Linked DNA regions of Homo sapiens: region 2 is linked to region 1. Evidence: read pairs that join two places in POLR2A ChIA-PET (ENCODE). Cell type or tissue: PC-9. All regions are shown on one strand. Links, peaks and the distances in the headings refer to the core of each region. The heading gives the core; the rest is flanking DNA. Region 1 overlaps MAP3K5 (mitogen-activated protein kinase kinase kinase 5). Region 2 overlaps MAP3K5 (mitogen-activated protein kinase kinase kinase 5).

Region 1 (5,383 bases), core at 226-5,225:
CTTTGGTCTAATATGAAGCAACATGGCCCCATCTCAATTCTGTGAGGTAGGTGGGAGTACCTCCATTTTGTAGATGAGGAAATTACCTGGGAGAGAAGTGACATTGCAGTCAGAAGTCACAGCAGTGTGTACCGGATAGAACTCAGACTGGTTTTTTGTTTTTGTTTTTGTTTTGAGACTGGGTCTTGCTATGTTGCCCAGGCTGGTCTTGAACTCCTGGGTTTAAGCAGTCCACCCACCCCACTCTCCTAAGTATCTAGGATGTCATGCCTGGCAAAACTGTTTTTTTGTTTTTGTTTTTTCTTTTGAGATGGGTTCTCGCTCTGTAACCCAGGCTGAAGTACAGTGGTGTAATCTCTGCTCACTGTGACCTCCCCTACCCCGGGCTCAAGTGATTCTCCTACCTCAGCCTCCCTAGTAGCTGGGACCATAGGCACGCACCTCCATGCCTGGCTAATTTTTTGTATTTTTGGTAGAGACAGGGTTTCACCATGTTGCCCAGGCTGGTCTCAAACTCCTGACCTCAAGTGATCCACCTGCCTTGGACTCCCAAAGTGCTGGGATTACATGTGCGAACCCCCACGCCTAGCCAGAACTCAGATTTTGTATCTACTGTTTGCTCTTTGCTTTTACCTTCTGGCTCTAGTCCATCTTTCTCTCTACCTTCCTGCAGGAGGAGAGAGAGACATTCTGTGTAAGTTTTTTCCCTAGAGCATTCAGTCAGCAATACCCCTGGCCCAGCTCCCACCTCAGGGCAATGGATATTTTAGGGTACAGAATTAAACACATTTTGAATATATTTTTTTGAAAAAACTAAATTCTGACCTATTAATAACTTCAAATGTCTTTACATTTCTTTCCTCTTACTCTTAACTTGGCAAGCAGCAGTTTCAGTGCTGTCAAGACTCAGTAATTTCTGAGAGGAAAATCCCTCGTTTCACACACTTTGTGGGACAGGATGTTAACACAGTATCTTCTGCTACTAATCTGGGGAACATCTTTTTTGTAAAATCTCCAAAGGAATTGTAGGAAAGCAGTCCTCACAGAGCCCTTTTCTTGGACCTCTTCCACTGGTGTCACGTAAGAGTGACGTGTGTCACTAACATGTATAGATCTGTCCCCAGCACCGGTCCCGAGGGCCCTGCACATCATAGGCTTCAAACGTGAACTTGGTGGTCACTAAGTCCCAGGTGGGTTAGTCCCAGGTGCTCAGTCAATAAATTGGTCTGCATCACCTTTTGGTGATTTTGATGAGGGAAAAGGCAGCAGTGATCACCATTTATGGAGTGCTTACTGTGTTACCTTGCTCTGCACTAAGTGCTTTACATATGTTGTTTTATTGAAATTCATACATCAGCCTTAATCATTAGGTATCATTATCCCAGTTTGTGGTGAGAAAATGAAGGTTCAAAGAGGTTGAATAACTTGCCCAAGGTCACAAAGCTAGTTGGTAATAGAGCTGAGACTCAAGCAAGACTTAACAGGCCAAAGGGAATTAATTATCTTCTCCCAAACCTGTCCCCGGCACACTCTTCTGTCCCAGTTGGCAGCCACTCCCGACATTGTTATCCAGGGCACTTCTCTTTTCTCACACTCCAACCCAGTCCGTCCACGAAGCCTTCAAAACATGTCCAACATTGGGCCGGTTCTCACCACCTCTGCTGCTGCCACTCTCATCGCTCACCTGCATTTTCGGTGGCTTCCCCAACTGTGCTCCTGCTTCACTTTTGCCCCCTACTGTCTACTCTCAGCACTGCAGCCAGAGTGATCCCTCTGAAACATAAACCAAGTCCTATTGCTCAGAGCCCTCAGTGGCTTGCTTTTTTTTTTTGTTCAGAGTAAACAAATGTCAGAACCCTCATAGTGGGGGACAAGGCTCTGACCTGATTCGGAGTCTGTTCCCTTTCAGACCCCATTTCCTACTCTTCTTCTGTTATTTACTCAGAGCCAGAAACGTGGACCTTCCTGCATTTCCTCCATGACAGCAGGCAGGGTCCCATCACAGGGCCTTTGCACAGGCTTTTCCTCCTGCCGCTACCCCAGCTGTCTGCATGGGTAACTTTCTTACCTTCTTCCAGTCTCAACGCAGATGTCCACCTCTGCAGTGAGACCAGCCATGAACACCCTATTTACCATGGCAGCCTTCCTGCTGATCCTCTTCACTCGGGTCTATATTTTTTTGGTCATAACATGTCACTTTCTAACATGCTGTATAATTTACTTACTGTGCTGATAATTTATCATCTGGCTTCTACTGCAAAAACATAAGCCCAGGTATTTCTATATGTTTTCTCCTCTGCTGTATTCTAAGTGCCTAGAACAGTGCCTGGCCCATAGTAGGTCCTCAGTGTGGATCTGTTAAATGAATGAGTGAATGAATGAAATGTGACATTAGAGTTTAATTAACCACTAAGCTGTACCACCTCCCTGGGTAGTTGCAGCAGCAAAGAAATTCTACAATAGATATTTCAAAGCAATTTTTTAAAAAAACTTTAGAATGCAGATATGTGAGGTATGAGTTTTAGAGCAAATACTCTCATTGATTTTACTTAAGCCAGTGTTCAGGTTGGCTCTCATCTTCATTATCCAGCTTCGTAAATTGCTTTGTTTAAAATATTATGTGTCATGTATTTGTGGAGTAAAAAGAGGAGCAGATAAGAACACATGACTCAACCTGTTTTTCTGGCACTTGCTCAGTGGGGGATAATTAAACACAATTGGCAGATGGTTATCTGACAAATCAAATATTGCATAATTTGTTGTTGACATTACTTGAATTGTCTAATTTACGATGTTTAAAAATTAAAAATTTCCAAATTTTGATCCACTATAACTCCCACTTAGCTATTAGTACAACTTAAATTCTCTCATTAATTCTATTCTAGGCCCCGAGACAACAAAAGGGGGTGGTAGGCTTCGATGCATTTTCGAAAAGACCATTTGAGCTTATTTAAATCATACAAAATTATCACTTGGGGAAAAGCTACAAATGAAGAGAAATCATACCAATTTTGTAGTAAAGGTGGGCGAGCGTCTTTGGGGAGCATGGTTGCCTTGTCTTTGGCCAGGTGAAAGGCTTTCTGAGAGCAGACATGTGCAGTTGTATGTTAGCGTGAACTACTGCTATGCAGTGATAAGGTCTGCAGGATAAACCTAGAAAGACTGCAATACATAACAAAAATGATACACTTTTATTTTTGTAAACAATAGTCCATTTCTCACCTATGATAGTGCTTTTCAGAGGAACAGTTTGCAGGAATTTTACACAATTGTTTTCACCTAAAACCATGCATGAGGCATTCCTAAAAGGTGTCATCTGTATTTATCAAAATGTCTGTCACTTTGGTTATGAATCAGAAAATCTGAAGCAGTTCTTTTGGCAAACACCTCATAATTTGAAGTAATTCAACATGGCATCTTGGATGAGTTCTTGTTTGCTGACTATATTATTTGTATATCAGAAGCAGGGTATGCGGTGATATGTTTCTATTCATGCTCCTGACTCATTGCTAGACTTTAGGAAACCACTTTATGGGGTATTCGAAGTTCAAATCCAGCCTCTCATTTAGGTTAATGAGGTAGTTGTACTTAAGTGTTTACCTGGGGTATACTAGGCCAGAAGCAGACTAAGGGCTCGTGGCCCCCTCCACTTAATTCTTTCTATTATACCACACTCTCCACCTCTCTGATTCCATGCAGGCTTAAAGCTCTTCCCTTTTTCATTGTATTCTTTTTGTTTGTTTGTTTTTTTGAGACAGAGTCTCACTCTGTTGCCCAGGCTGGAGTGCAGTGGCGTGATCTCGGCTCACTGCAACCTCCGCCTCCTGGGTTCAACTGATTCTCCTGCCTCAGCCTCCTGAGTAGCTGGGATTATAGGTGCCCGCCACCAAGCCCGGCTAATTTTTGTATTTTTAGTAGAGACAGGGTTTCACCATGTTTGCCAGGCTGGTCTCAAACTCCTGACCTCGTGATCCGTCTGCCTTGGCCTCCCAAAGTGCTGGGATTACAGGCGTGAGCCACCGCACCCGGCCTTCACTTTATTCTTAGTCACTGTATCTGATTATGTGTCTATATGGATGGCTCATGGCCTGTCTTTGATCTCTTAAACCTGTTAGTCCATGGACCACAGACAGCAGCAGGAGTCATGTATATTTGGATTACAGAATAGGGCACACCAGAAATTTATTTGCATTAATTTTCACAATGGCTTTCAGAATCTTTATGCTGTCATGATTAAGAAATAAGAATGAAAACAGAAGAGTTAAAGCATTCAATTTAGGAACTGAAAAATAGAGATAGAGCTAAGGAAATGGATGAATGAACTATATTCTCTTCTGGAAAAGATTAGAAGTTTACATAATAACAGTCTTCATGCACTTCAAGAAATGTGTACTGATGTTATTGTTCTCAAAAGACTAATTGTTAGAAGTTTCTAAGAAGCCCAATGAAATGATGCCTCACTTATACTCCACTGTCTAGGGAATAAGAGCGTACCTATTCATAACCAGATAATATGGGTAAAGTATTTTTATGTCACTGATGAAATCCATTATAAAAACTGCTATTTCCACTTTTATTAATAGCAGAGAAAACTGGAACTCACAAACGATATTAGGACTTGAATCATGTTTTTACAGTTGTCTCATTTCTGTTGAAAAATTCTGTTGAAAAACTGTCATTAGATACCCTTCTGTTTTATCTTTTTAAAATGGAAATGTGTTTGAATTGTTTCCAGGTACCCTCCAGTATATGGCACCAGAAATAATAGATAAAGGACCAAGAGGCTACGGAAAAGCAGCAGACATCTGGTCTCTGGGCTGTACAATCATTGAAATGGCCACAGGAAAACCCCCATTTTATGAACTGGGAGAACCACAAGCAGCTATGTTCAAGGTCACACTTCATTTCTCTTAAAAACAAATGGATAAAGCTTTTTATAGCTGTTGGATGTTCTGTGTGTGTGTGTCATATTTTTTTAGATAAAGGGTGCTAAGTAAACACAACTTAGAACACATTAAAGGTCAAGAAGATTCTCTCTCGGTTAGAACCAGCGCTGGTGCCTCACACAGTGGATCTCTCTGTGCCTTAGTTTTCTCAGCTATAAAGTGAGATTCAATGTAACTTCCATTGACCACCTTTTAACAACGCAGTATAAATAACACATGACTATACTGAAGATGATTTAAGCCCTTTGGGAAACAGTCTGAAAATTTTCCGTGAATGAAGATAGAAGAACTTTTTTTATAATCCATTTAGGAATTAAACCAAAATTAATAATTTCCTTTACTTCTCTACCATAATAGTTTGAAGGCTTCATTTTTTTTAAAAAAAAAAGAGCATAATTACCATTTTAAGTAAATCAGTCTTATTCTCATATACCTAC
Region 2 (5,383 bases), core at 295-5,294, 150 kb before region 1:
ATTTTCATTTCTCTCTTAAACTAATATGGATATTTACCATGATAATATTAGATAGAACCTATTCTTTGAAAATAGAGGGCTGGGTCCCTTGAGAATGCACTTTGTGAGATCCACCCACTGCCCCCAAAACATTGCTCTTAACTCCACCGCCTATCCCAAAACCTATAAGAACTAATGATAATCCCACCACCCTTGCTGACTCTTTTTTCAGACTCAGCCCACCTGCACCCAGGTGAAATAAACAGCCATGTTGCTCCAAAAAAAAAAAAAAAAAAAAATAGAGGGCTGGGTGCGGTAGCTCACACCTATAATCCTGAGGTGAGCAGATCGCTTGAGCCCAGGAGTTTGGGATGAGCCTGGGCAATATGGCAAAAACCTCGTTTCTACAAAAAATAGAAAAAATTAGCTGGATGTGGTGGTGTATGCCTGTAGTCCCAGCTATTCAGGAGGCTGAGGTGGGAGGATCGCTCGAGCCTAGGATGTAGAGGTTGCAGTGAGCTGTGATTGTGCCACTACACTCCAGCCTGGGTGACAGAGTGATACTCTGTCTCAAACTTTATATATATATATATATATATATATATAGTTTTAGTATAAAGGTTATTTTAGGAAGCTTTCTTCTTTGAAGATTTTCTCAGGATCATATTATTCTTAGGTTACAATGTGGGTTTTTGTTACTGACTTTTGCCTTTTTATCTTTATAGGAACATGGTACATTCATGAATCAACTTCTTGTTCGTCTTTGCCTGTATTGTTCAGCCTATGTTCAGGCACATAATACTTAGTCAATAAATATTTTTTGAATGAATAAGTAAGGCTATATAGAGTAACATTTTACTTTCAAAAGTCTATTCTTTTATTTTATTTTTTTTAGACAATCTCACTCTGTTGCCCAGACTGGAGTACAGTGGCGTAATCTTGGCTCACTGCAACCTTCACCTCCCAGGTTCAAGTGATTCTTGTGCCTCAGCCTCCTGAGTAGGGATTACAGGTGCCTGCCACCACACCTGGCTACTTTTTTGTATTTTTGATAGAAACAGAGCTTCACCATGTTGGCCAGGCTGGTCGCAAACTTCTGGCCTCAAGTGATCTGCCTGCCTCGGCCTCCCAAAGGGCTGGGATTACAGGCGTGAGCCGCCATGCCTGGCCAAAAGTCTATATTTAATACAGGTTTGACTCATAGAAACATAGGCAGAAACAGGATTCCTACTGTGAATGTAAGATGTGCAAAAACTCAAAATACATTTTTATTTTCTTGGATAGACTAACAGTTTTAATCAAGGCAGAATACACTGATACCTAATAATTGATTCCTTGTAAATTATTAAAGTATAAACAGAGTCTTCACTTATGAATTTGTCATTTGCTTCCTGCTAGTCTCTTTTATTGATTTTTCTAATCCATAGGTAAAGGAGGGGTAAAGAGGATTTGCTTCTGAAGTCTAAGAATCTAGATCTGGATTGACTGCCCACACTGCAAAAATGATTTGGCATGCCACTTGAAAGTGGTTGAGGGGGTGGGCAAGGCCCATGGCTTTTTTAAAAAAATGGGAAACGAAAGATATATTTATGAATTTGAAGTCCTGGAAGAATGTCTCTTGAGAGGTATAAATGCAGTGTAAATTCAGAGACTGTTGTCATTTTCGTTCAGTTTTCATCATATGTAAAGTTATGAGACTAAAAATTCTATCATGGGAACATCTTAAAGGATAAAAATTAGTCAAAATAATAAAAATGAAAAACTGCAAGGCTTTGTTATGTAATTTTTTTTAGTGCTCTAAAATATTATATAAGAACAAATTTGCAGGGCAAAGAAGATTACTTTTAAAAGGCATGAAGATTGTTGAACCTTAAATTTTAGTATGACATGATGACATTGATCTGCAGTGTATCTAAGAGAAAGTAAAATCAAAATAGCATTTGTTCCTAAATTACCAAAGTGCCTAATGTACTCTCAATATTTTAGCAAAAGTTGTGCATTGGGTGCTGGTATTAAAATAAGTTTTAATTATTTACAGAAAGGCTATTTAGTTCTAATACTTTTATATAACTCTCCTATTACCACTTTGCCACTTTAAATGGTTTTATTTTTGTGTTCCCTAAAATATATTCAGATATTTCAGTTATGAAAAGAAGCCTCTAAGATCTATAAAATGAGGCTGGGCACAGTGGCTCATGCCTGGAATCCAGCATTTTGGGAGGCCGAGGCAGGTGGATCATCTGAGATCAGGAGTTCCAGACCAGCCTGACCAACAAGGTGAAACCCCATCTCTACTAAAAACAAAAAATAGCTGGGTGTGGTGGCGCATGCCTGTAATCCCAGCTACTTGTGAGGCTGAGGTAGGAGAATCGCTTGAACCAGGAGGTGGAGGTTGCAGTGAGCCAAGATTGCGCTACTGCACTCCAGCCTGGGCAGCAAGAGCGAAACTCCGTCTCAAAAAAAAAAAAAAAAAATAAAAAATAAATAAATAAATCTATAAAATGAGTTCTCTGATTAATGTCTGTTGATCTTCTCATATTTCCAATTGGTAAACACAGTAATAGAAAGGAATCTTGCTAATTATTATGAACATTATTTACAAATCTGTGATGCTATCTGACTAGACAGACAGCTCATAAATTCTTGCTTCCCAACACAGAAACATCTCCCTTGAGCTTATTTCTCCAAAGACCCAGCCCTGACTCTCTTACTTCCTGTAAACTGTGTTGAAACTGAGATGCTGTTATAGTTGTATTTGGCTGGGTTGCTAAGGAATACCACAATCTTTCCCTGGAACTTATTTTCTTGAAAAGTCCTAGAGGTAGGTATGTAGTCAGAAAATAAACCAAGGCAAAGCATCTCTTGATTATTGCACGTGGCTCTTGCCCCACGTCCCAGCATAAAACTCTGGTGAGCCAGGCTGGAACCCTACGACACCTTCCCTGGGCTAGATGACTTGAATGGTCTAGAACCAAAGCAGGCCAAAGTCTTCCTATCGATTTCTACTGCAGCACTGAAACCTGAGTTTTCTCGGGTGTTCACCTTGATTTGCTGGAAAACCATAGAGATACTGGAAAGCCAAAATGAGCTTTGCTTCTGAGCTTCGTGTGGTTCTGAAGAGAAAGCCTATGCACACTTGAGAAAGTGTCTCTTGGAGTCTTGGGGTCAGTCTTCCTAATGAGATGGAAGAGGAAAAGGAGACCTTATCCACATGCACCGGGCCATCAGCCCCTCAGTGCTGACAATGCTCTGATAATCTAGAAAAAGTGACTCATGTTACTCACCTAAGCCTTGCAAGTGTCTCTCTCCCATCAGTTTGTGGAAACTGTCTTGTGATGAATCGGCAGGGCCTTTAAGCATCCAATAGTATGACCTTCAGGCTTAATTTTCCTTGACAGGAGGGTAAAGGGGCTGACCACTCCTTTTCTCTTGAAGAATTGTTCTTTCATTATTTAGGACACTTATGATAAAGAGATGAGTACAACACAGGCAATACCCTTCCGGGAGGCGGAGGTTGCAGGGAGGCGGAGGTTGCAGTGAGCCGAGATTGCGCCACTGCACTCCAGCCTGGGCGACAGTGAGAGAGACTGTCTCAACAACAACAGCAACAAAAAGGCAATACCCTTAAGGAGCTTCTAGTCTAGTTGGAAAGACATATTCAGAGAGATCATTTCATTGCACTCTGACTTAGCTGTATAGCATCCATGCCCAGCTCAATGAAAGTGACCTGCATTTTGTTTTTTTGAGACAGGTCTGGCTCTGTCATGCAGTTTGGAGTGCAGAGGTACCATCTCAGCTCACTGCAACGTCTGCCTACCAGGCTTAAGTGATCCTCTCACCTCAGTCTCTCCAGTAGCTAGGACTACAGGCATGCACCACCATGCCTGGCTTATTTTTGTAGTGTTTTTTTTTTTTCTGTAGAGGCGGGGTTTTGCCATGTTGCCTAGGCTCGTCTTGAACTCCTGGGCTCAAGCGATCTGCCCATTTTGGCCTCCCAAAGTGTGACAGTGACTTTCAAGTACATATTTCTAGCCCATTCTTCTCTCCTTAGCTCCATTTCTACTTTTCCATCAATCTGCTGAACATATTTTTCAACTTCCAATTTTAATGTCATAATTTTTTCCTTTTAACTTACACCCCTTTGCTTACCAGTGATAGTGTTTTCTCTCTAGTCACCCTGACTAGAAACCTCAGTGTCATCTTTGACTCCTTGCTTCTTATTCATCTGTTCATCTAATGAGTGCCTTCTGTATACAAGATACTATTCTAGCCTGTATGGTTACGGTTAGCCTGGAGCAGAGGGCACTTGTCTAGGGAAATTGTCATTAAAAAGTAGCTTTTCAACTTTAACTTTTTTTTTTTTTTTTTTTTGGAGACAGAGTCTTGCTCTGTCACCCAGGCTGGAGTGTGGTAGCAAGATCATGGCTCACTGCAGCCTTGACCTCCCAGGCTCTTAGCTGTGACCACAGGCGTGTGCCACCATGCCCAGCTAATTATTTCATTTTATTATATTTTTTGAAGAGTCGGAGTCTCACTATGTTGCCCAGGCTGATCTTGAACTCCTGGGCTCAGGCGGTCCTCCTGCCTGGGCCTCCCAAAGTGCTAGGACTACAGGCATGAGCCACTGCACCATGGCTGCTTTCCAGCTATTGAATTACAAATTATGTGCTCAAAGGGAAGTTTAGAGGGCTGGGAGAGGAGACCCTGTGTCTGAGGGCCTAGGTGAAGAGTGAGGAGCATTTCTTGGGGTGGCGGAAACAGGGAAGAGCTGAGTTGTGCATGAGGATCTAGGAGGAAGCCAGGGAGCAGAGAGGAGCTGGATGCGGCTGGAGAGGGAGGCAGGAACACAGCTAAGCAGGGCATTAGAGACTAAAGTGAAGGGTTTTCAGCCTCTTTCTGAGCCATTAAAGGTTTTTTTTTCATGTAAGAGAATGCCATTATCAGCTTAGCATTTTTAAAAAGATCAACATGAATTTTGTGTTGCGAATGGAGTGGAGTTGCATGCGTTAGGAGACCAGATGGGCCATATAGATAGAGAGGAGTAAATGGACTCAGCAGGAAGTAGAATTGATGGGACTTCATGATTCAGTGGATTGAGGAGGAGACGACAACCTCATATTTCTGGAATGGGCAACTGCGTGAATAGAATAATGGTTTCCCCAACATCTGAAGCATCGAGATCTTGTCAGTGGACCCCAGGAACGTGCCTCAGCCCCGTTTCCTCTGTTCCATCTGCACTGACATCATTCTTCCCTAGGCTGCCGAGGACCTCCATTGAGGCATCCTCTGCAGATTTGCTCCTCTCTAGTCCAGCATGTGGGTGTCCTGTTCTTCCCGAAGCATTCTTCTGGACATCTTACTGTGCCCATGCAAAACCTTTGATCAATCTCCCTTTTCTGCAGAT

Evidence for each region. ChIA-PET counts read pairs that join two places held together with the same protein. Peaks named below come from ENCODE experiments on the same cell type or tissue, not always from the same donor. Only the 100,000 strongest peaks of a DNase experiment are listed, where the experiment ranks them.
Region 2: POLR2A ChIA-PET joins it to region 1 with 5 read pairs; 3 of 35 experiments call an interaction of 5 or more read pairs at or near these places.

What each region holds. Positions count from the first base shown.
Region 1 is chr6:136,604,719-136,610,101 of GRCh38, reverse strand. It overlaps MAP3K5 (mitogen-activated protein kinase kinase kinase 5), which reads left to right. Exons shown (of 30, transcript NM_005923.4): 19 at 4,736-4,893. Among named protein-coding and RNA genes, the nearest start is that of MAP3K5-AS1, 22 kb to the left of the region's middle. In PC-9, for the core only: CTCF peaks have their summits at 1,531 and 1,735 (motif pointing left); DNase peaks (open chromatin) are centred at 1,741, 2,641 and 3,395; H3K4me3 peaks cover 365 bases; H3K27ac peaks cover 1,702 bases.
Region 2 is chr6:136,754,657-136,760,039 of GRCh38, reverse strand. The region is part of intron 1 of MAP3K5 (mitogen-activated protein kinase kinase kinase 5); the gene reads left to right. Among named protein-coding and RNA genes, the nearest start is that of MAP3K5-AS2, 27 kb to the left of the region's middle. In PC-9, for the core only: no CTCF peak of the experiment used is centred there; no DNase peak of the experiment used is centred there.